Linked DNA regions of Homo sapiens: region 2 is linked to region 1. Evidence: read pairs that join two places in POLR2A ChIA-PET (ENCODE). Cell type or tissue: MCF 10A. All regions are shown on one strand.

Evidence for each region. Peaks named below come from ENCODE experiments on the same cell type or tissue, not always from the same donor. Only the 100,000 strongest peaks of a DNase experiment are listed, where the experiment ranks them.
Region 2: POLR2A ChIA-PET joins it to region 1 with 6 read pairs; 2 of 35 experiments call an interaction of 5 or more read pairs at or near these places.

The regions. Positions count from the first base shown.
Region 1 is chr3:189,777,721-189,780,220 of GRCh38, forward strand. The region is part of intron 3 of TP63 (tumor protein p63); the gene reads left to right. Among named protein-coding and RNA genes, the nearest start is that of MIR944, 51 kb to the right of the region's middle. In MCF 10A, no CTCF peak of the experiment used is centred here; no DNase peak of the experiment used is centred here.
Region 2 is chr3:189,913,854-189,916,353 of GRCh38, forward strand. No RefSeq gene overlaps it. Among named protein-coding and RNA genes, the nearest start is that of MIR944, 85 kb to the left of the region's middle. In MCF 10A, no CTCF peak of the experiment used is centred here; a DNase peak (open chromatin) is centred at 1,148.

The DNA.
Region 1 (2,500 bases):
ATTTCACATGTATTTCACCCGACTTTGTAAACATATTTTTTTTTTTTCTTTTAAGTGTATGTCTCCTATACTAGATGAGGAAGTCTTTGGACAGATGCTGAGTCTTCTTCTTCTTCTTCTTCTTCTTTTTTTTTTTTTTTTTTTTTTTTTTTTGAGTCAGAGTCTTACTCTGTCACCCAGGCTGGAGTACAGTGGCTGGATCTCAGCTCACTGCAACTTCCGTCTTCCGGGTTCAAGTGATTCTGGTGCGTCAGCCTCCTGAGTCGCTGGGATTACAGGCATGCGCCATCACATCTGGCTAATTTCTGTATTTCCAGTAGAGGCAGGGTTTCACCATGCTGGTGAACTCCAGCCATGGCTGGTCTCGAACTCCTGGCCTCAAGTGATCTGCCTGCCTTGGCCTCCCAAAGTGCTGGGATTACAGGCATGAGCCACTGCGCCTGGCCGAGTCTTATTCTTCTTTAGGTCTTATTGCAGGATAATGTACAATAAAGCATTCAGTTAGTGTTTGAAAGGAAATGTGTTTGTCTACAGGTGTATGTGGGAGAAATAAAATGGCCTCTAACTGATGGCCTCTAACACACTTCTAGTATTAACATACACTGAATGGGTCTATAGTTTGATGTATCAATAAAATCAAATCAACTAATTTTTAATCAGCTATTATTTACTTTAGCCTTCATTTTTTATTGTCTTGATTCCCTGTAAGAGGATGAAAAACTCAAATGTGACAATCTTTCCTATTATGTGAACCAGTAAACATTTTTGACCTTTTCCATTCTAGAGTCATAATGGAATCGAAAGTAGAACTTGTCTGATGGGTGAGGATTGTGCATGAGTTTTAATTTGCTTAAGTAGTCTTCTAGCTATTGATCATGACCAAGAACTTATTATTGTTGCTAAATAGGAATTGTAAGAATGTGGATATTTTGAGGAATGAGTTAGGAGAAAAGAAGCTGAATATATCTTTTAAAGAGATGCTTAGACTGAAGTATCAGTTCCCTTTTTTGTCCACAATCTTATAGATCTGGTCACACCACTTACGTTGTTATCAACTCGGCCCTTTAACTTTGTAGCTTAAATCCCTTACCCCATAGAGAAACTATCACAAAACCTCGTGAATCAAAGAAATACTTAAAGAAGAGAATGTAAGTAAATGATTAAGATCGGTATAATATTACCATTTCATTCACTTAGCAACCAAGTTACAAATAATTCCTTAGCTTTATTTTTTATTTTGCTGAAGCCAGCTTTCCCATAGCTCGTGTGTGTGTGTGTCTTTATATGACTTATAATGAAGCCTGACTTTGCTATGCATTTCTTTTTGTGATTTAAATACAACACTCATACTGAATCCGTTTGAAGAAATGATTTCATCATTATCAGGAGGCTACAGTCTATAGTTTCCCTTTACTTTTAAGCAACATATATATTAACACTAAAGTAGCTTTCAATCTTTGCTGGAAATTACCTATATTTTTAAAATGCATCACTCCTCGAGTATTTTTTAATCCCTTTGTGACATTATTACAAAATCGTCTAGTTCATGATCAATGCAGATAATGTTTTCTTACAAAATCAAACCAGCAGCCTCCATAGGCCAGAAGATCTGGCTTAACCACCCGGGTCACAGAGGCACACCTACTTGGTTGCACCACTTTTTAATCAACTTGTGAATCAGGCTTGGGAAGGTGGAGTTAAGTTAGTTCATTGTGTCTGTAACAGTAGGAAGCTCAGAAGACCAACATGTAGGGAAAAAAGCTGCAAAGAAAATCCATGGGAGCCATTTGTGTCCACAGGACCTCTCAATTTCCCTTGCAGAGCATGCAAATAAAAAAGGTGATTTGCTCTGATATGGAATTCCTGCACAATGTTCAGGCATGCGTGCAAGACAGTAATCTCTTCTGTGACAGAGTAACCTGTGTAGCACAGGGGAGCATGAAGTTTGGAGCCAGCAAACCTGAGTTCCAAGCTCCAGCCTTAAGTATAGTTTATTGTATGAACTTGAGTATGACGTTTAACCCCTCTAGAGCCTCATTTCCTTATCTGAGAATCAAGGACAATAAGACGCTGCCAACTTCACAGACTTATTATATGGATCAAACCAGAACAGACATCTCCCAAGCAGAATGTGAATGCTTACTCTGCATACTTTCCAAGCTGCAGGAAATATAGAACTAAATTGGGCATCGCCCTTGCTCTCAAGCTTCTATTTCAGTGTGGGATTCATGAAAACATAACTAAAAGGCAATAAGATCAGATCAACAGTAATATAGGTATCCCAAGAATTGAGTAAAATGTTAACGGAGAGAGCAACTGACTGCCTAGAAAAGACAAGAAATTACAAAAAAAAGCAAGAAGACAGATCCTAGCAAGCACAAGCTAAGTACATAGAAGACACTCAACCAGTGTGGAGTAAAATGGAAGTAGCAGTTATGTGGGTGTTAAAGAATGTGTTTGAGTTTGCCTGTTGGAGATAACAGAGGAACTAGGGTCTACA
Region 2 (2,500 bases), 140 kb after region 1:
TAAAGCAAATCTGGTAAGACTGGCTGGAGTCTGGTAAGATTATGGAAACTTGTTTGTCAGGACTTAGAACTTGATTTTAAATGAATATGAAGGAGAGAAATGCAACTGTGTAAAGAAGAAACTTCAGATGGTGTTGGGAAGATCTGAGGCACTCTACCAGCTGAGTATTAAAACTGTCTATTTGGCAGCACTGTAGAGGTGGGTTGGAGGAAAGCAAAGGACAAGTAAAGGGCTAGTCCAGGTAGGACTAGGACAAACCTAACTTCAGGAATCTCTTAGCCATCTCTGACCTTGCAGGACATCATGGAAAAGCTCTAATCATCTTGACAAGAGTCTAATTCTAAGACTCCTGTTGTCTCCACAGCACCAAGCAGCTTGTGGTAACAAGTTTCTGTATGCCACCCACTTCTGAGGTCAAAAAAGAATGAAGGTGTTTATTTACAGTCCCTTCATTATTGCCTCTGATAGAATTGTGCTTCTTTCTTTCAGAGCATTTTTTTAAATTTGGAATTATTCTTTCATAAGTATGATTATTTGATAAATGTCTGATGAATCTCACTAGATTATAATCTTCAAAATATTAAAAGTGGTGCCTGTATTTTGCTCATCACTGTCTCTGGAGGCTAGCAGAGAATCTAGCATATAGTAGACAATCAATAAATGTTTGCTGAAGAAACATTGACTAAAATATTGAGAAAGTTGATGTAATAGCATGCTACTTAGAAAAATGTTTAGTGGTTTTTTTTGAAATGATAAAATATTCAATTCGTGATTTACTGTTTACTAGATAATTTTTTTGCTGTTTATAGCCAAATTTTCTCTTCAATATTGCATGTGTACACTAACTTTGTACCTATTAAATTTCAGGTCTGAAATCCACTTAAATTGGGAAGTAATTTGACCAAATTATTTAATTCTCTGGACTTTATATCCCAAGATAAAGTAATATCTTCTGTAACTAAAGGGGACTTTTTTAACCTAAGGCAAACAATTTTTCAATCATGACTTTACATTTGATGAGATTCCATTGAGAAACTCTATGCATGTCCTACTTCTAACAGGCACACACAAAAAGAGACAGTCAAAGCACTTCATTAAAGGCAGAAAGATTAAGGCAAAAGATTACACAACAAAACCACCCACATTCAGTTTTGCAAGTCTAATAGTCATCCTGAATCATCACCCTAGAGCGGCCTGTATTCCGTTCCAACTCGTGGCTTCAGCTTACCATTCAAGATGCAAGAAAGTAAAATATTAATATTGGTGACCAAAAAAGCAGGTGTGTTTCTCTTTCCTTAGATACTCTTAGCCCTGGAGGCAGCAATTGTTTCTTGATTTTTAGTTAGTAAATATACATCTCTTGGGAGGTAATTAAAGAACAAGCACATATTTTAAAATCACCAAAGAATAATACTTGATCGTATTTCTGGCAACCGAATCACTGACTTAAGAATCTCAGAAACTAGTTTTTAAATAAGCTTTACCCAGCCCTGGCTCAGCCCCATAACAATATCCTCCAGTTATTCATCCTTTCCTTTATCAGGCTCTTCTCTCAAACTACCCTATTTTTCTCTTCTTGTACATTTGTTCATGTTGTGTTCTTAACCTAAAGCAATGTCCTTCTCCTGGCAAAGTGTGTGCTCCAATGCTAGCCTACCATGTTCTCCCTCATCATTCTAGGAAAACTGTATTATTCCTTTGTCTGCTTCCCTACAGCATGTGGTTTATGCACCTGTTACACAGTTTTCTTCCTCTCTCCTATTCCAGTTATTTGACTGCAAGACCTGTTAAGTCAGGAAATATGGAATTCATCCTTATAGGCCTACTTAGAGACTAATTTGATGCCCCAAATAATGTAGGCAAGTGATAATAAATAATGAGTGAATGAACTTCATAAAATACTAGAGAATCTTTATAATAATAGATACAGGTACAGTAAGACAATTAACTAAAATAAAAAAGTTTGTTATAAAACTAAGAAACAAGGTCAAGGTCAATATAATTGTTGTACTTAAATGTTAAACGTAACATGAAACTTCCAGGAAACCAATGAAAAAAATATATAACTAATGGATCACATATTTCTCATGACTTAATGAGGAGTAATGGGAAACTAAAAATAGAACAGTTGTTACAAGGATTGAAATTTATCCTCACATTAGCACAATTCCTTATAGAATTGAAATGTTATACCCTATTCTAACTTTGAGCTTAAAAAGGAATACGAAGATGTTACAATCTTTTTTACACAATGTCAAGCATTCAATCCAAAATGATTAGCTATTTCCGAATAAGACAAAATGACCAAAAGGGGAAAAAAAATAACACTAGAAATCACTGAACAGGTGAAATGTATACAGAAAAAAAAATTTTTTTCAGAACTGACTAAAGAAATTAATTCACAGATTTAAAAAGCTCTGTGTGTCTTCAAAGGAAATGATGAAATACAGAATATAACAAAATGCTAATGCTAAACTATTGAAAAACAAAATTCACAAAC